Regions from separate parts of the Homo sapiens genome. Here all the other regions are linked to region 1. Evidence: read pairs that join two places in POLR2A ChIA-PET (ENCODE). Cell type or tissue: MCF 10A. All regions are shown on one strand. Region 1 overlaps SMYD3 (SET and MYND domain containing 3). Region 2 overlaps LINC02774 (long intergenic non-protein coding RNA 2774). Region 3 overlaps SMYD3 (SET and MYND domain containing 3). Region 4 overlaps KIF26B (kinesin family member 26B). Region 5 overlaps DRC8 (dynein regulatory complex subunit 8).

Evidence for each region. Peaks named below come from ENCODE experiments on the same cell type or tissue, not always from the same donor. Only the 100,000 strongest peaks of a DNase experiment are listed, where the experiment ranks them.
Region 2: POLR2A ChIA-PET joins it to region 1 with 5 read pairs; 1 of 35 experiments calls an interaction of 5 or more read pairs at or near these places.
Region 3: POLR2A ChIA-PET joins it to region 1 with 7 read pairs; 1 of 35 experiments calls an interaction of 5 or more read pairs at or near these places.
Region 4: POLR2A ChIA-PET joins it to region 1 with 5 read pairs; 1 of 35 experiments calls an interaction of 5 or more read pairs at or near these places.
Region 5: POLR2A ChIA-PET joins it to region 1 with 6 read pairs; 1 of 35 experiments calls an interaction of 5 or more read pairs at or near these places.

Annotation. Positions count from the first base shown.
Region 1 is chr1:245,985,511-245,989,510 of GRCh38, reverse strand. The region is part of intron 5 of SMYD3 (SET and MYND domain containing 3); the gene reads left to right. Among named protein-coding and RNA genes, the nearest start is that of SMYD3-AS1, 120 kb to the left of the region's middle. In MCF 10A, no CTCF peak of the experiment used is centred here; DNase peaks (open chromatin) are centred at 2,470 and 3,010.
Region 2 is chr1:244,020,494-244,024,493 of GRCh38, reverse strand. The region is part of intron 6 of LINC02774 (long intergenic non-protein coding RNA 2774); the gene reads right to left. Among named protein-coding and RNA genes, the nearest start is that of ZBTB18, 29 kb to the left of the region's middle. In MCF 10A, no CTCF peak of the experiment used is centred here; a DNase peak (open chromatin) is centred at 1,993.
Region 3 is chr1:245,786,140-245,790,139 of GRCh38, reverse strand. All of the region lies in intron 10 of SMYD3 (SET and MYND domain containing 3), which reads left to right. Among named protein-coding and RNA genes, the nearest start is that of SMYD3-AS1, 320 kb to the left of the region's middle. In MCF 10A, no CTCF peak of the experiment used is centred here; a DNase peak (open chromatin) is centred at 1,699.
Region 4 is chr1:245,498,549-245,502,548 of GRCh38, reverse strand. All of the region lies in intron 4 of KIF26B (kinesin family member 26B), which reads right to left. Among named protein-coding and RNA genes, the nearest start is that of KIF26B-AS1, 270 kb to the right of the region's middle. In MCF 10A, a CTCF peak has its summit at 1,800; a DNase peak (open chromatin) is centred at 1,848.
Region 5 is chr1:245,083,742-245,087,741 of GRCh38, reverse strand. It overlaps DRC8 (dynein regulatory complex subunit 8), which reads right to left. Exons shown (of 8, transcript NM_032328.4): 8 at 1-497. The coding sequence ends at 382. Among named protein-coding and RNA genes, the nearest start is that of KIF26B, 69 kb to the left of the region's middle. RefSeq lists an enhancer at 1,432-2,631. In MCF 10A, no CTCF peak of the experiment used is centred here; DNase peaks (open chromatin) are centred at 1,161 and 2,081.

The DNA.
Region 1 (4,000 bases):
TCTTAGGCATTGGACATGTGCAGCAAGCTGGATTTGTGCTACTTTGCTGCACAGTTGGCCTGTTAACAAGTAATGCCTAGGGAAGGGGGTGTTGTCTTCAAAGTGCACACAGCCTAAACATAGGTGAAGATAGGAGTGAGAAAAGTACACAATGAAATTAAGGATAAGAGAGGAAATGGTCAAGTACTGGGGGAGTGCACAGGAAGATGGATTAACTGACTCCTCTTCAAAGATCTTGCAGCAGTGGACCCATTTCAGTTGGGTCCTAAAAGGTGAGCAGGATTTCTTAAGAAGAGAAAGGGGGACAGGATGTTCCAGGCTGCAGAAACCAGTCGTCAGAAGTGTTATAAATGTGAAGACAGGTATTAATTGGATAAAGTCTAAGAAGTCATGGAATCATGAAGTTAGAAATGATCTAAGTGGTTACATCTCACCACTCCCAGCCAGGGGATTCTGGATAAGTTACAATGTGTTCAGCCTTGGCCATAGAAAAACAACCTCAAGGCTTAAATAATATGATACGGGGAATTTATTGGTTCACAGATCTCAAAAATATGGAGATAGCCCAGGCTTCAGACATAGTTTGATAAAGGCTCTTGGTAGCAGAATGGCTGCTGAGCGTCAGCTCTCAGGCTGATGTGTCATACATTCTGGAAGAGGAGATACTCCCTTTCCTCCTACTGACAAAAAAAGCCTTTGAGTTCACTCTGATTGGCCCAATTTTGGACACATGCTCAGCCTCCTCCCAAACCGTTCTCTGCCAGAGGAACACCATCTGCTGATTGGCCTGGGCTCTGGTCCCTGCCTATGGCTGTGGCAAGGGGGCCAGGTGTGGGCTGATTGGATTAGGCCAGTCAGAGCCCATTGCTAAAATCTGGGCTTGAAGCCAATAGGACGTGGCCATGTCAGTGGGTGGGACAATGGTGGGAATAAGGGGAAGGGTGCTGCAGAGGCGGCCCACGCTGTCCACATGCAGAGGCTCGCTACAGAAGCTACAGAAGAAGATGGTTACATTTCAAGTGGGCAGGTGCCGTTTGCTTATGAGCACCATCAGCCACATCAGCCACGGTTCTTTGAATTTTACCTAATTGTCTCTAATTCTTAACAATTCTTTGAGGTAAGTGTTCTCCAATAATTTCCAGTTGAGCAAACTGAGACTCAGAGAAAATAACTTGACCAGAGCTACACACCTGAGAATGGCTGAATCAGAACTGGAAATGGCAGCCTCTGTTTCCAGAGACTGGGTTGTCTCCATTATATCGTGGCGCTTGAGCAGGCAGCTACAGCTCCATTTGGGAAGCTCTGTTGGTTAGGACTGGGCAGGGGAGGCTTGTGTAGCCCTGTGGTTAGGACTGGTTTGTGGGTGGCGGTGTGTGTGTGTGTGTGTGTGTGTGTGTGTGTGTTTGGTTTGGTTTGTCTGTTTAATAACGTAAAGCCAAACCTGCCTCCTAGTGATTCCTCTGCGTTTATTCTAGTTCTGAGGTATGGAGCGGTGATTCTCAAACCCAGCAGAGCATTATAAAAATACAGTTTTCTGGCCTCCATGCCAGATCAGCTGAAGCAGAGTCTGTGAGTGGGACCGTAGAAACTGGATTTTCTTTTTTCTTTTTAAGTTTCAGAGATGATTCTCCAGTACAAACAGGTTTGGAGGACTCCTGCTTTAGAATACAACGAAGCTGTTCTGTCTTCCATGTTACAAACCCTCAGATGTTTAAGACTGGGGTCACCCATGAGCCTTTGCTTCAGGCTCCAGTGTGGTGCTTAAGTGCCGGGACTTTGGAATCAGAAAGACTGAGTTCAGATTCCGTCTCCACTGTTGATAAGTCGTGTGCCTTGGGTAAATCTCTTAATATTGCTAAGTCTTAGTTTTCATATTTATAAAGTGGGAATAATCAATTTAAATTAAAAATCGTTGTGAGGAATAAGTTAAGAAAACGTGAAGTTCTTAGCGTGAAGCTGGAAGAACATGGAAAAGTTTCAGTGGATATCACCTGTTACTAATGATTGTTAAACCTCCCTGGCTCTGGCTTCTTTAGTTCGTTTCAATTGTTTTTTTTCTAGATCTTTTTTACCTCTAATTTTTGGTGTTTGCTAATTTATCTCAAAACAGTAATGGTGTGTAGTGGGTAGAGGCTGGCATAAAATTCTAGACACCTGACTACATCAGTCAACAGCAGAGCTATAGCTTCCTGTGGTCTGAGTGTGACATTTCTCTGGGTGCAGATATCCTCTGGGTATTAAACGTCTTGGAATTTCCCATCCTTGTTTAAGTCCTTTTCTCCTGGGAAATTGATCAGTGGCTGATTATGGGAACATCTGGATTCTTCAAGAATTTTTGGACGTTCTGCAACTTGGTTTCAAGCCTAAGCTGTGTTTGGAGGCATGAATATGAGTTGGTTTCATCATAAAAGTGTGTTGATTCCAAGACTGCTGTGATCCGTTTTATCTCGCATGGATCTGTCAGCGTTTTCCTATTCATCCGCAAGTGGTGACTCATTTAAAAGGAGGTATGCTCTCCAGCAGAGAGCCAAGTTGTTCCACAACATGTACATTGACATTTACATAAAATGCAAATATGTTCATCAAGTTTTACTTATATTTGTCTCTGGATTTTCAAATACATGTTTATTTGCTGTATCCACCTATACCAGTTTTCTTTAAAAATACTTGTAAGGCACGATTTTAACTACTTGAAGCTTGATGAAGGTTGTACACAGCCTGTTTCAATGCACTTAGCATATTCTCTTTGACGATGACCCGTTCTTGCCAGCCTTGCATGTGGGCGTGGGTGGGTCACCTTTAGGCTGGAACAACCGAGAGTGGAGACATGGAGACTTCCTGTTCTTTGATAACGTACAGGGAGGGCTTTTCAGGGCAGTAAAACCGTCACTGAAGACCATGAAAATGCCCAAATGCTACATGTTCCAGTCAGCTAGTTCAGGCATTTATTACTGGCCTTAAAATGTTATGTAATTTTGTTTATGGCATCATAATAGTATAAAAGCAGCTGGGCTCACTAGGGGGCTGTGTGAGTAATCTATAAAACTTGGACCAGCTACAGGAATAACAGCACAGTTGCATACAGCAAAAATGTATTTGGGAGTAGCTGTCTTTTACTGAAATGGTAGAGAACAAACTGAGGTACAGAAAATGTAAAACTCTCAAGTATCTGCTTCCCTCAGCTCCCTTCATTCTTCTAATGACTAGAAAGGAAACACTGTTGTAATGAGAAAACTTCTCCAGAAAATCTTCCAACAGGTTCCTAACATCCCCAAACTGAATTTCAGTGGGTCCTCTCTCAGTTCCTTGAAGAAATGAAGTAAACAAGAGATGAAACATGTTAAAGTTGAGATGAAATAAATGTGATGTTAGTTATCTAAAATTCTGTAGGAGGAGAATTAAACGCTAAAAACGATCCTAAAATGTTTGGTAGACTCGCTTACTCTACTGCCAGGGGAGTGTGTTTCCTTGTTCAGAATCACTGATGTATGTTGTATAAAAGTACTTTTTAGTAGGGCTCCTATTTTGAGCCAGGTATTATCAGCACTAGGAATTCAAGGATTTACCTTTGAATGGCGCAGTGTTAGGCTTGGAAACAGGTAATTGCTGTAATGGAGGCAGGTTTCAAGTGGAATGAGAGCCAGAAAGGAGTCCAAAGTCAAGAACATTTGGGAAGGTTTTGGAAAGAACATGTTGGTGCAGGGATTTTAATAATTTTCCAAGCAGAGGGAATAAAATATATAGAAGTTTTCCATTGTAAGAGAGCATGCCACATTCAAAGATATCATTAACTAGTTTTTGGTGTTATTGGAGCTTAAAATATGAGAAGGAGGTGACTAGAAATGCAGTTAAGAAAGGGAAGAACCAAGTATTATGATGTTGACCGAAGTTGGAGCAACAGTCTTGGAGACGGGAATAAGGGAGCAGATTTGAGACAGTTAAGAGGTGGATTGGACCCACCTCTGAACTGTGATTGTGCTTGAGACGTAAGGACATGTTT
Region 2 (4,000 bases), 2.0 Mb after region 1:
GGCAGACAATTCCTCCCACTCATCATGGGGGCTTGGATCCTGTCGTCGCTGATCTTTCTTATGGATTAGACCAGGTGCCTTCTAAACTTCTCACCTATAAACTTAACAACTCCTACAAAACGATGCCACCCAGATGGCTGCAGGAGCACTGCTACCTCTTGACACTTAGATGATTTTGGCTCAGAGCTCCAAATCTTCATCCTGCAGAAGTTAAACCCCCCACCAAGGAACCTATGAATTCCTGGTATAGAAAATCTGTCTTTCTCATGATCACCTCGTCCTACAAGTGTTGTCACTGGACTGTACCAGAGACCCAGAGGTGAAACTTAATTTCTGCTCCCAGAAAATGCACTCACAAAGAGCAAATTAAGTATGGAATAGACTTATGCAAAGATCTGGAGGGAGGCAAAGAGGATGTTTACATGGCTATGGCTCAAAACAAGTTCAAATTGAATATTAGACATCACAGTGCTTTAAAAATAAAATCACCCACTCTATTATAGGGCACATTTGACTCTTCCTTTTATTAATAACTGTAACCCAGACCATCCAACAGAAAAACAATCTACGTATGCAATTTAATATTTCCTGGTAGTGGTATTAAAAATTAATTTATTGATTTTAACCTTCCTTATTTTATCCAATATTGGGAATTTGAATTTCAACATGTAATCAAAATTTAAAAGTATGAATGATGGTTTTAACATTCTTTTTTCATAATGTCTTTCAACACTGTGTATATTTTACACTGACTGAGCTCATTTCAAGAGCTCAGTAGCCAAACGTGGCTCATGGCTGCCTCAGTGGCCAGCCTGGTCTTCTCTCCACCCCAGCCTCCCTTCTTGAGCCCTTCCTCACCATGCCCACAAATAGTCCCAGGAAAGTTCAAATTCCTCTTGATTTTACAAGCCCCTCCCTGGCATCCGCTCCTATATCCCGGGCCTATTTGTGCTTAGTCAATTTCTGTTTTTACAGAGCCATTTTCCTTAGAAGTGAGTTGGACTTTGAATAGCAATTTCTTTTCTTCTCTTACAGTAGAAACCATTATTATCATCTCAATCCCACAGAGGGGGAAACTTGAGCCCCAAAGTTAAAGACATCACAGCTAACACGGTACGATCATGGCAAGTGCAAGGTCAGCCACAGCTCCTCCGGGGTTGCCTTTCCGCTCCAAAAGGGTGAAAGCACAGGGCCCAGAGCTGTGGACTGGCTGTGTTGTTCCCCTGATTTACTCTCTGGGTCCATCATGAGCCTGTGTGGGGCTCCCAATGTCCTAGGCTCAGTTGGACCTTTGCTCTTTCCTCTCCCTATACTCTCTCTGACAATGAAATCTTTACCTCAACCTTCAGTCCCATATCTCCAGCTGCCTACTAGACACTTCTCGATATTTGCATGTAAAACAGAATTACCTGCCGCCTCTCTCTCTCCGCCCCCACCACCCTCCCACTGTCCTATGTACACAATCCAGCTCTTTGTAAGACATAAGACATAGTCTCTGTCAACCCACAACCCAGGTCACCTTGGCCCTGCACCTCTTTCGTGCTCCACAACCTGCCGACTACAATTTTATAAGTGTGATTTTGAGACTTTTAAGTGGTAAACTGAATGTTATAAGTTTACTAACTTTTAAACACTATTAGAATACTTGATAGAACTTGAGAGTCACAATATTCATAACTCCCAATTTAACCAGATTTATAAAACTTTAAAATCGTTGGAAGGTTTTGTTTGTTAGGGTTATTAACTTAAGCCAGATCAGATATTTGAGTTGCTTAGAAAGCTAATTAAGTGTATTAAGTTTATCACTGCAGTTTAAAATGCTTAAAGGAAACTAATAATTAACATAAATGGCACTAATAGTTTAAGGGGAATTTAGTCCTTTCAACTCAAGCCAGTCAAAAACTACTCAAAGGGCTGGGTGAGGTGGCTCATGCCTGCAATCCCAGTGTTTTGGAAGAGGCTGATGGGGGAGGATCCCTTGAGGCCAGGAGTTTGAAGTTACAGTAAGCTATGATTGCGCCACTGCACTCCAGCCTGGGTAACAGAGAATTTGCCTGAGGCCAGGAGTTGGAGACCAGCCTGGCTAACATAGCGAAACTCTGTCTCTACAAAAAAACAAAACAAAACAAAACAAAAACAAAAAAAAGGCTCTAGGAAACTGGGCTTTTACATTTGTCATTCTAATAAATTAAATATTACACTAAAACGCCCAGGTCTGTTGTGCCCCTTGAAGATGTGGGGAGGTGGCTTCTCAACTCTTTAAGCGACCATGAGGTCCACTGTTGGGCGGGCATCTTTGTTACTGAGTTTGTCAAAGAAGACCACAGTCAGGTCATTTTCCAGTGGTGGCTCAGTGGTGCCACAGCAGGCAAGGAGAGGGGCCGGCGGGGCAGGCAGGATGGGGCGGAGTGGAGAAGGCCCATCAACCTTGAGGGAGGCTGGAGCCCCAGAAAACAGAAGAGCCCTTTGCACACATGCTTCAGCTTGGTGCTATTCCCAGAGCTCTTTTGAGGGCACCTTCTCATCTGCCCTCAAGTGCATTCATTATTCCCAATTGTTCAGCCATGGCAGCTGACACTCCATGAGGGTTGGTGACAAGTTCAAGTCCCAGGCCTACAGGCAACAGAACCTGAGGACCCCTGTGCCTCCTGGGTCCTGGTTCTCAGGTTGTCACCACCACACTCCACTGTCCTGAGAAATCAAACACAAACTCTCATGGAGAAGCAGAGAGGTCCCATGGAGCAGATCAATCAAATCTGTAAGCACATATTACATGACTGTCTTGAGATAAGGCTGAAAAATACTTGCCATGGCTTTCATGCTTCTGTACAGTGTGACTATTGTCTCTCTCAGTGGACTCCATTTTAATGACACAGCACTGTCCCCAGCAGGAGCCTGTCTGGTGAATGCAAGTGGGGCCCGCAGTATTTAAATCACATTCAACACTGTAGGCACTCCAAGATGGAAGGAGAATTCCCTAATTAAAGTTTTGTTAGATGGCTGTCTTCACTGTTATTAATTTTATCAAAACAGGGCTTCCTTATAGTGTTTCAGGGGCACCATCTTCATAGTTAAAAATCTGCTTTTGAGGAAAATCGGGGGAGGGGGACCCAGCACAAAGTAAAGGATATTTCACATATGCTTTAATAAAATAAGAGGCAGAAAAGAAAATAAGGCAGTTAGCCCATGTATATTTTTGTTTCAAAGCCATTATATCTAGGAGACGAAATAAAAGATCAATATATCAGACCCGTTATCAGTTACCATTTTAATCATCAAGCCATATGCCTATCATGTTTCTTTGATAATAGCCAAACACAAACATTGGGACAAGAATGAAGAATTGCTGTACTACTAAAAAAAAAAACCTAGATATTCCTCTTCCTTAGAGCTAACTTTTGCCACTTATTTGAGCTATAAAAACAATAATGTTATATGTAGGGTTGTTAGATTTAGCAGACAAAATACAGGACACTCAGTGTCTTAGTCGCTTTTGTGTTGCTATAAAGGCATACCTGAGACTGAGTACGTTATACAGAAAAAAAGGTAGATTTGGCTCATGATTCTGACGGCTGGAAAGTTCAAGACTGGGAATCTGCATCTGGTGAGGGCATTAGGCTGCTTCATGATGGAAGGTGAAGAGGAGTCAGTGTGTGCAGGGATTGTATGGCAAGAGAGGAAGCAAGAGAGAGTGGGAGGTCCTAGGCTTTTTTTTTTTTTTTTTTTGAGACCTCCATCACCCAGGCTGGAGTGAAGTGGTGCGATCTTGGCTCTCTGCAACCTCCGCCTCCTGGGTTCAAGCGATTCTCCTGCCTCAGCCTCCAAAGTAACTGGATTACAGGCATGCACCACCACGCCCGGCTAATTTTGTCTCAAACTCTTGACCTCAGGTGATCTGCCTGCCTTGGCCTCCCAAAATGCTGGGATTACAGGCGTGAGCCACCACATCCAGCTGGTGCTAGGCTCTTTTTAACAACCCACTCTCATGGGAACTAAGAGT
Region 3 (4,000 bases), 200 kb after region 1:
CAGCTCTGACTACTGTAGGTCCCTTTTGAAGCCTGCCCAGTACTCACCAGACTTGTTAATACTTTCCAGTATCTGGCCCTTCCACAGTGATGTAAGATCCATGAGGACAGGAACCGTGGTCTCCCTTATTTCCCAGCTTATCCCTGTAGTGTCTGGCCCATAATGGGTGCTCAGTAAATGTGGAATCTGTAATGTGAATGCATGAATGAATGAATGAACAAATAAATGAACAAACTGGTCAATGAATTCTAGTTTCACTTTTCCAAAGGTGGATGCAACACCAGAGATGGAATTTTTCTTTAATCAATAGTATGTAAGGAGCTATAATTGCCAGCTAGAAAGTACAAAGCCTGAGCAGGGAAATCCATTAACCCATAGACCATCTTTGTCCCAACAATGTTTTGGGAGCAGTGAAAGAAGTCAGCTATTCGTGTTGAGGAGAATTGGAAAATGGTGGAAATAGGTAAAATATAGAGCTTATAAAATTCTCTGTGGACTTCATTTGGCACCAATATTTAGTTTCAAGGAAATTTCCAGAATACAGACCACACAATTGTACTTAAATATAAATAAAAACAATACTTTCAGGCCAACATCAAGAATTTGGGGGTCATCCCCTGTTTATATTACCCCAATCATTCATTGAATTCTATAATCAAATATTGACTGTGGCTTTCTTCTTAGTCTGTATTTTATTTTTTTATTGGAATATTTCCTTGCTTACAGCTTGCCGTATTGCAGACTATTAAAAATCCTGAGTCTGTGCAGAAATATACTGGGTTCTAGTGCCATTCCTGTCCCTGCTAGCTTGGTTAGAAAGGGCCCTGTTCCTCTGTGCAACAACTTTCCATTTATACGTGAGGAGCTACGGAGACCTTTGCCTCATTAGGGAGCTGCCTATGAAAGTCTCTCTGAAAGGACTTACATCATAATAGGAATTCAGGTCCCCGAAATGGCACATTATCATGGTCTGAACCTAGTGCCACGTACACCTTGTCATACCTACATTTCATTAAGGGGAGTCATCCGCAAGCATCCGGGACTCCAAAAGCTCCTGGTGCCGTGTTCCAAGAGGAGTTCTTGACTTCACCTTCAAAGGATACTCCGTGATAGAGAAACTTTCGGAATGCTTTCCTGAGAGCCACCTTCTCGGTCCCCTAGTCCAAACCTCCTCCTGGAAGGAAGAAAGAATTGGCCCAGTTTCTGAAGCCTGTGTAGTAATAATTAGCAGTGGCACACTGGCACCACTTGGCACATAATTAGAGTCATAAGTAACTGAGTAAGTGGACCGTCCCCTAACTCACTTTGGGGTCTTATTCTGGACTCTGGCATGGTCTGTGATTGTTTTCCACCAGAGACTGGAACGAAGAATGTGGGAGTGGGGATGGTGGGCATGGGAGGGAGTTATAATGAAAGGAGCATGGAACTAGGAAGCAGACCTCAGGAATCCAGCCACTAGGCTAGCCAACACTTATTAAGCACCTTTTGTGTACCCAACTTGATAGAGCTGAGGGGCTTAGAGCTTGCTGCATGGCCTGAGTGGGCCTAGGGCAACTTTTCTAGGCTATTTCATCATCTTTAAGGTGACAGGGTTGAAGCAGGTGATCTCTGCTTCCTTCTGGCTCTAAACAGTCTGTGATTCATTTCAATAATTGGAAGTAAAGCATCCCCCACTCCTTTAACCTAGTAGGCATGAGCCAGGAATAACATCTGGCCTCCCGAGTCATGTGAACGCTTAGTAGAAGTAGAGGAATGCAGACCACAAAGCTTGTAGTCTATTCCAGCAGCTCAGAAAGTAGAAGCAATGCTTCATAGGTGCCCTGGACACCATTCTCCTCGCCCTGTTCCCTGTGCTAATCTGGTCACCATTCTTCTTGCCCTGTTCCCTGTGCTAATCTGGACTCCATTCTCCTTGCCCTGTTCCCTGTGTTAATCTGGTCACCATTCTCCTTGCCCTGTTCCCTGTGCTAGTCTGGTCACCATTCCCCTTGCCCTGTTCCCTGTGTTAATCTGGACTCCATTCTCCTTGCCCTGTTCCCTGTGCTAATCTAGACTCCATTCTCCTTGCGCTGTTCCCTGTGTTAATCTGCTCACCATTCTCCTTGCCCTGTTCCCTGTGCTAATCTGGTCAGGTCCCATCCATGCATCTTGCATTTGCTTCCCAGGACTAAGTGATTTAAAGGACACTTCAGCAGCAAGGTTGAGCATGTGACCAGTACAATGCCCAGTTCGAAAGTCGACTCCCTATACCGTGCTTGAACCTCTACCACACACATGAAGCTCAACTCTCCGTGGTTTGCTTTTGAGGAATCTGGGAGTCGCTTGTGCCCAAAAATCCTTTTCCTTCCCACGGATGAAAATGCAGCACGTAGTTGTGTTGTTTCAAATTTTACCTATTAAAAATTGTTTTGAGTTGATAAGAATTTCTCCCTCAAAATCTAAACTCATCTATGAAATTATTAATCATTAACACCTGTAATTTCATCTAATAAGGTTGCCTTTTTTTTTTTTTAACACCCTGATGGGATCAGACTTTTCTAAAGGAGGCTTGGAAGTTTTGACTGGGTAAAGAGGGAACTTCTGGAGAAAGCTGCTCTGGAGAAGGCAGCATTTGTGAGGCCACACTAAGAAGGCCGTTGGTGAGTCCTTCAGCCCAAGTGAAAGAGAAAACTTGTCAGAACTAAGAGGGATGGAAAGGGAGTAAAGACAAACGATGCTTACTTCACAGTGTGGATGTGAACTGGTCCAGCGCTAGGTCTGATGATTGGTTATGGAAGAGACTGCCCCCGCGGGAACTTACGAGCCTGAAGTAATGGGAGCTACATGTAAAGAGCTGCCTCATAGACCTTCAGAGAGAGGGAGACAGAGAGGCTTCTTTTCCCCAGCAGCATAAATGAGCCCATTTTAGCAAAAATAGCTGTAATTTGCACAAGCGTTAAGAATCTGCTTCCAACTGTAAAAAAATACTGAAATATCCAGGGCATAGCAAGGCTGTGGTTCGGCCCTGTGACATGATGTGTGATCTTGAAAAGTAATGAAAGTGGAAGAAGGCGTTGTAAAGATACCGCTCTAATGAACACAATTCTGTTTGCCAGCATTTTTTCCTGCTAGCAAATTATATTACTCCATCAACTTGGTAGAACATCAATAACATCTTCAGAGGATAGCTGTGAGAGCTGAGTTACTCTATGACAGGATTTTTGAAGACAATGTAATTTCATATTTCTCAATTTTCTTTGATTTTGTGCTGAGAAAATGGAAGACCATAATAAATATTTTCCACAAATGGTGTCTTAAATGGAATCACAGCTGGTAGCAACAGTATTCTACCGTTTATTTAGATGCTGGATTCCAGATTTTCTATGTGAAACAACCATGCTGGCAGATTCATTGGTTTCACATTTTTCTAACACTTTTTTTTTTTTTTTAAGGGATGAATTAGGCTTCACGTGTGAACTCCTGGTGGGCGCTGTGGGACGGGTGATGCTGGGCTGCCAGCTTGTTTGTACTCAGTGGTCTCAGAGTGTGTTAGGGTTCTTGCATTGATTGGAAATATTTCAGTTAAGAAGTTAACAACGTACATGACTGTTAGGTGAGGTTCAGTGAGGCAATGAGATGGCTGGAGAGAGCTGGGTTCAGGAAGCACAGGCTGAGTTCCGATCTCAGCCCTTTCACGCCGTGAAGACTTGGCCAAATCACCTCGCCTCTTGGAACTTTGGGTTCTACATTGCGTTAGCAACATGATAAACTGTACAGTTTTAATCAATGAAGTAGTGGATGTGAATTTGGCTTGTGGTGTATAAAGATGCCATACTTACTGTACTTACATTTATTAGGTAGTATAATCTTTGTTGTTTTGATATCATACCCAGGTTTCCGTAGGCTTCTTTTTCTTCTTAATATTCTGTTGCCACCATCCCCCCCCCGTCCACACCCCAACTCAACTCAGTGCTTATCCTTACAAAGCTTTGTTCTCAACTAGTTATCATGGTAAGTTTTT
Region 4 (4,000 bases), 490 kb after region 1:
TTTTTTTTTTTTTTTTTTTGAGACAGAATCTTGCTCGCTCTGTTGCCAGGTTGGAGTGCAGTGGCAGGATCTCGGCTCACTGCAACCTCCCCCTCCTGGGTTCAAGCAATTCTCCTGCCTCAGCCTCCCGAGTAGCTGGGATTACAGGCGTGCGCCAATACACCCAGCTAATTTTTGTATTTTTAGTAGAGACAGGGTTTCACCATGTTGGTTAGGCTGGTCTCAAACTCTTGACCTCATGATCTGCCCACCTCGGCCTCCCAAAGTGCTGGGATTACAGGTGTGAGCCACCCTTCCCAGCCTGCCTCTTCTTTTTCAACATAACATCCCCTCACTCCAACTCATTCTCAAAAAGATGTAACAAAGTATGTAATGTTTGATCCAGGTCTCCATTAAATCTCCAGTTGGAAGAAATCATGCTGCACTCACTGTCCATATAAAGTAGTTCTAAAACAACAGACAAGATTCCTTTTTTATCAGAAAAGCAAAATCTAGTTATCTGTCCACCTATACTACAGGTCTGGTGTTTGCTCATCTGAAGTGCACGCCGCCTTCATTGGTTTGTATGAAAACTTTGGATGGTGAATGGCCAAGTTCTCAGATTATTATATAGATGGTACAGCTGGCGTCCCATGAATGTGCGGCAGTGCAGTAGGTACCAAAATATCAGGGTAGCACAATGTAGGCATGATGAAGCAATTGCCTAGTTCTAAAGACGGAAGTGCAGCAGAGCCAAATTTAGCAAAAGGCCCAACGGTCCTCCGTCTGTGTGTTGACAAAGGAATAGAATTATTTCAGACTGCTATATGCCTCTAAATATGTGGCTAGTCTTAGCAAGAATGCATTTGTTTACACTTTCAGTCACAAAGTCTAATTTTGATATGAATTCCTACTACCACACTAGTCCAGTGTAGCAATTATCCTCCAATTAAAAAGTGCTCTGCGGATAAAAACTAATCTCTATGATACCTCTGCAGGCATGATAACTCTTCTAAAGCAGGATTATCATCTCTTTGTAAATGTAGGAGAAAGAAGATATTTATTCCACTGGCTTCTTAAGAACAGATGACAAAGAACTCTGACCCTAGCATCAAACTAAACTGGGTTCAAATCTCTCACAGAGTAAAAACAAATCACCACCACAAATAAGTAGCTAGTCCTTACCATATGCCAGGCCAGGTTCTCGGAGCTGTCTATATATCAACTTATTTAACCCTCATTACGACTCTGTGACATCCGCAACACTATTATCCTTATTCTACAGATAAGGACATTGAAACACAAAGAAGTTAAGACCTTTTCTCAAGGTCACATAGCTCGTAAGTGGCAAGGCCAAGATCTGGACCCAGGTGGCCTGGTTGCAGTGTCCTCTCTCAAACTTTTCACACCAGATTGCCTCGAGTAAATTACTGAAGTTCTCTAAACGACTGTTCTGTCCACGAAATGGGGATAATATGGTACTGACCTCACAGGATGGCCAGAATGTTTAAAATCATGCATCTGAAAGTGCTTATAACACATCACATACGCATAGTAAGTGGTCTTGATTTTAATGAGTTCGTCATTAGAACTCAGCCTGCATGAAAAGATTCCTCTTTGATTGTCAGGGGATGGAGGTGGCATTTTAGGCAGCTCTGGCAATGCTGCTGACTGACTTACAAAGAAAGGGGCAGGACCTATGGAAGGAAATGAATTTCACCATCCTCACTGCAGCTCTTGCGTAAGATACAAATCAATTAATTCATCACATTCTTATCCCATTCAGCATCTCGCCATCAGGAGGCCCCTGCCCAGCTCTTCGGAATTCCTCCTCTGATTCAGCTGTGGCTTCTCTAGTTGGCCGGGGCCCAGCCCTCGCCCTGGTGAAGTTCAAGAGCTACATAAGCTGCCTGGCCTTGGATGTTCTTCTGAGAGTTTGGAAGGAACCCTCAGTCAGTTTCTGACAAGTTATTGGCAAAAGGAGATGAAACGCTTGCCAATTTGCTTCAGGCACCGAGCATGTTAACAGGTATTACACCAGGTGTTATTAATACGTTACTTACAACAAACCCAGTTTTCAACCTATTGTTTGGGTTATATAGAGTTATGGATTTTATACTTTACAAAGTACTGTATTTTTTCTAACTGACAAAACTTGGAATGTGTGTTGAAGAATTCAGTCCTCAAATGTGAGATGTATTTATTACAAATGAGTCTTATTTCAGAATCAGTTTGTGGGTTAAATGACCAATACCATTTCTTCAAATCAATCACTTGCTAAAGCCAAAGACTGGGACAGGTGTCACTCCCAGGGCTCAGCCAGTCAAGCTTACAGGAATGAGGTCAGTGCCCTGATGAAATGGCTTTCTTTTTCCTCTAAGGAAAGTCGACAGCTTTCACCCAAAGAAATTTCAGAGCTGGAAGGAATAGCTTTGAATGCTGTACACTTGGGGGCTTAGACAATGAATATGTAAGACACAGTAGTCCTAAAACCTTCCACCGTTCTTAGCAAGCACAGGGACTGTCTGCAATCTCATTGATGATGTGTAGCTATCCAGCCTAAAACAAAGTGCGCATTGGAAGTCAGAGAACAGGCAGGAAGGAAACGCTTCCACTCAGCCCAACCCTCAGCAAATTCCTAGAAGGGGGAGAATGTCTCCCTTAGGAAAGTGACCGTTTGATACATTCCCCACTGTGTACCTCGCACCCATGATTGCTTTAGCACTTTACCAGCCATCAGACCTACCAGCCTGAATACCACAAGCACAAACCGAACCAAACAAAACAAGGCCTCTGTCCAGCTCTATGGCCCTCCAGGCCCAGGACAGCAATTGGCTAACGGAGTGCCATGCGCACTACTGAGCTATTTCCAGACAACGTGATTTCTGAAGAAATGCTGCTCACTTTGCCTCTCTGTCCCCCTCAAATTACTTTAAAGTGGAGGTCTAGAATATATGTAAGTGGAAACTTTTTGGCTTACTCAAATTATACTCTATAAAGTTGTCTATTTATCTATGGGCTAGGGTTCCGAGCTGTGTGTCCTCAGCCAAGTTTACGTGTCCCGGAATAATAAAATCAGATAATAATCTCTACCTCACTTCCGATAGACTATGGCAGTGCAGGTTAGCTATGAATTAGGGACTCCACCCTTATTCGGCTTTGCCCCTAGACTCACCATGTAGCCTTGGCTAAATCACCTGCGTATCTGGGCTGATTTATTCAACCTCTTCAGACTATCATTATGTTGGATTAACCTAGGTTAATCCTAGAAAGGGTTTCCAGGAAAGGAAACCACAAACACACACAGACACACACACACACACATCACTATTATTCTAGTGTTCTCTTAACATTTTTAATATGAGTCAACGCTAAGGACATTGAGAATTGTCCTGAGTTTGAAGCTCCCATACATCTTTCTCTTTGGGCGAAGGTAACATGAGCTGCTTGACATCACTGAAATAAAAGAGATTTGGTCTAGATAAAAACTGATTTTAAAAAAAAAGGCAATCCAAGTTGTTCCTTCAGGAGTCACACTAGTCTGGCAACCGGTTGCCTCATGAATGTAACTGTGTCTGCTTTTCTTAAAGAACACTTGCCAATTTTCCTCTTCCCATCTAACACATGCACAAAAAAACTTCCCATTTTCCTCACCAGTTCCTTGACTGCATTTACTATCTGATGCAAGAAGAATGTGAACCCGTCCAAGAAACACAGGTAGGGAAGAGAGAGGAGTGAGAGACTAGCCTCGTTGCCTCCTCTTTTCCCCAGTACCTCTCAGATTCTGTACCTGGAAGGACAAACCCAGGAGGGCAGTGGGTGGAAACTGGCCTTTCTTGCAGGCAGCCTGGAAGAGCAGATGTTGAATTATTGAAAGTTCCTGGCTAAAAGAAGTGAAATATTAATGACCATATTATGGAGAGGAAGAAAACTTGACAATCCACACAGATTTGAACTATCTTTTCAGGAAGAAAGCTCAGTATACATGATTGAGTGCCCTCTGACACAGCTTGGAAGAAAT
Region 5 (4,000 bases), 900 kb after region 1:
CGTTTTCGAGTGGTTCGTTCTGCCCCCTCTTAAGATCTTTACATGCCAAACCTTGGGTAATTAAGTCATTTTCATTTTGTCAGCTTAATTAATTCGAAGGTGACCTGAGTTTTATTGTAGAAAATAAACAACAATCCATTCTAATGTTAAAATGTTTTAAGAATAGTTTTTAAATAAATAGTAATTTATCATTCTGTAAGGCTAGACATACTAAATTTGGTTTAAAGTGTTACGATCATCTTTAAAAACAAAGTGTCTTAAAATAGTTATGTCACAAGGTATTAAATATCACATATAGGAATCCTAAGATAAGATGTGAAATTAACAAGAACAAGCAATTTCTAAAATTGTTCTTTCAATCAGAAATTATCTTTAGAACATTTAATTTTCATCTATCACCATCATTGTTATATAGTCCTTGTAATTAATTGAATTTGATTCTGGATCAATTGCAGCAGACAACATTTCTTCCATTTCCTCTTGAGAAAAAGGCTCACCTCAGAGAGACAAAAAGGAAAATTTATCATTTAGGATCATCTGATTTTTTTCTCTTTCCACTAGCCAGCTTAATAGCCATGGAGCCCCACAAGCTCCCACAGTGCCACTAGTTACGCTCCCTGGAGCTGTAGAGCCAGGACATCACGACAGTCCAGAGGTTCAAAGACAAGGCTATTGTACACCCTGGTAGATTCTGGACTTCTTTTAGCCTGCAGATGTCATAGATCAAGCAACCTCTAGAACACGTCATTTCAGGCAAAACAGTAGGAAGACATACAGACATCATGAACAAGGTTATTTATTTAGATTAAAACTTTTGAAATTACCAGAGGATTAACTTGAAGCCCCAGTATTTGATGAAAGATGGAAGGAAGATAACTGAGTGGTTAAAGCACAAGTTTGGATCCACATGCTGGCTGCCTCTCACGAGCTCTGAGATCTTGAGCAAGTCACTTCACAGCTCCCCACCTTAGCTTACCTGTCTCTAGAATGGGGGTGATAACGACACCACCTGTCACATAGGGTTGTCATGAGAATGAAACGTGTTATGATTTGAATGGGACTTAGAACAGTACCTGGCATAGAAGCAGCAACATGCAAGTGTTTGTTTAAAAAATTGTTCTGAGATCTTCCCGGCTGCTAAACACTGTCTGATGCAATACACATTCCTGGACACTTAGGGACTTCTATCTTGTAGGAACTTGATTCAGTGTGATTTATTTTATCATATGACATCCAGGGCTGTAGGAATGCATATTCTCAAACTAGTGTGTTTGATACTTTGTGGATATTAGGATGAATGTGCAAGTAGCTTGAATCCATATTGTTATATAGCATAAATGTACTTAAAAACAATTTGTAGAATTCTGAGACTCTCAAAGCAGCAATTCTTAAGCTCCTATTTTACCAAACTAGTCAACTGCTATTACACTTAGCTGATGGGTCTGTTATATTAAATCGTAACTTAGATTTGTATAGATTTACATCTTACATATTACTTCCAAACATATTGGTTCATATATGTGGAAGGTTTGTAATAATACTTGCTGAGTGAATAATTGAAAACATATGTATTCTTATTTGACCATACCTGTCCTATGCTTAGTCCGCTGAGATACTCAATAGTTGATCTTTAAGTACCATGAACTCTCTGTAAACATACCATTTTCGAAATTATCACACAGCACCTCCAAGTAAACCACGTGGTCGCACTGTCTCTGTATACACTGCGGTCTGTTCTGACCTTTCTGTTTGAGTCAGTCTCATTACCATCATACTCGCCATCGAGGGCAAAGCCTTGGTGGTACTTTGGATTCAGCTCTCAGCTTTGTCGCCTACACTCTGTTACTCATCATGACCCATGGATCCTGCCACAGACAGTCCTATTGTACCAATCCCTTCTTCCCATTGCCATTCCCACTGCCAGGTCAGGCCCTTATTTGGGTGCCCTCAAAATGCTGAAATAACCTTCTAAGTGGCCTCCCTAGTCCAACCTCTTTCTTATGCATCTAACAAACCGACCAGCACCAGAAAAACCTTCTCACAATCACTCACACACCATGTGAGTCATCTGCTCAAAAGCCTGTAATACTTCTCCATCGCCCACAGGATGAATTCCAAACTCCTGAGCCTGGGACTCCACAATTTAGTCCCAGTAAGTCTACTGAAGTTAATTTCCTGCTGTTTGCCAACATTACCCTCTGGGCCAGCTAGGCTTATTTTCTCTCTGAAATAGCATGTTCATTCCTACCTCCCCATTTTTGTTCAGACTGTTTTACACATCGATAATGTCTCCCTCTCATTAGCCCCTTCACCTGGTCTTCATCATCTACTCATTCACTCATTCATTCAACAAACATTTGTTGATATCTACCATGTGTGACAGAATTATAATGCACAAGAGTTTACCTTTGCCCTCAACAATTTAACCATATACATTCTACCATCTCAAAAAACCTATTTTCTCTTTAAGTCTTCCCAAACCAAGTTTTCCAGGCTGGGCCAGCCCTAGTTGATCTTCTGATATTTAGCTTTCTATTGTCTTGTATTGTGAATTATTTTATGTTAGTTTTATTTCCCAAATAAGATTGTAATATCCTTGAGAGAGGAAGTAGATTTAAGTATCATTATACCTTACTACACTTACTAAATATTAAACATATAGTAGGCACACAACAGTAGGAAAATCTAACTGTTTGGGCCATTTTGACTAAATTCATGTTGCCTGATATATAACCTAGGATTTACTTTCTTTAGACTAATCCTCAGGATGAAGAAGCTGATGCTTTGAAAGTCGTAACATCCCCATCAGAATTAATCCCGAAGGTAATTTTAACAATGGCGTCAGAGTTCTTGGGTGGCAGCTGTGACGGCCTTGCCATTCTGACCCTCACTCTCTGTATTCCGCCTTAAGGTGGATGAAGCTGGAATGGTCAAACCAGTTGTGCGTGTAGATGCAGTCTTAGTCTTCCCTACTCAAAATCACTTGCGCTTTTCATTCTGCCTCAAGTGATTAGCAACTCTGAGTCATTCAGGACCCAGTCTGTGAACCAGAGAGCTCTAGCTTTGTATGGGAGAAGGCAAGGGGACCAATATGAGGATGGTTTCAGGAGACTGTCCATCAGGCTACTGACCTTCAGTGTAAACAAATTTACACATCAGCCTAGCAGAGAGAATTCCTAAAGGAAATATGTTGGCATATATATATAAGTGTGCAGGTTTTATGTGTGTGTATGCATATATGTATGATGGGCCATGTTCAAAACAAATATATATGGTTCAATTAACATTAAAAAAGGACATTTTTAGTGTTAAAAATGACCTCAGTATTCAATTGAGGCTACATTATCTGTAACTTCACTGACAGAAAAGCTCTTTAAAAGGGAATTTTTACCAGCACTGTGGGAAGCCAAGATGGGTGGATCACCTGAGGTCAGAAGTTCGAGACCAGCCTGGCCAACATGGTGAAACCCATCTCTACTAAAAATACAAAAAATTAGCTGGGCGCAGTGGCCTGTGCCTGTAATCCCAGCTACTCGGGAGGCTGAGGCAGGAGAATCACTTGAACCCAGGAGGCGGAGGTTGCAGTGAGCTAAGATCGCGCCACTGCACTCCAGCCTGGGTGACAGAGCAAGACCGGATCCGTCTCAAAAAAAAAAAAGCCGGGGCGCCGGGGGGGGGGCGGAATTTTTATATTCTTTATTCAAATCTTCAATCTAGGAAGAGGCCTTCATTTACAGTGATCGATAGTTCATGTTTTCCAGATGGCATATCTTTTATTCTGGAAATGCTCTGAATGCAATGCCTGAAATTATAGAAGTAATCACTGTGCTTCACAAAATTCTACGAGACAACAACCCATCTCCCCTTTCCCTACTCTTTGTCCTCTTAACCCCCACAGAACAGAAACCATCCCCAAGCCAAAATAGCAGGAACAGTAAATAACTTTCACCAGAATGACTGATTTTAAAGTATCCCCTATAACTTTCGCATAACTGTTAAC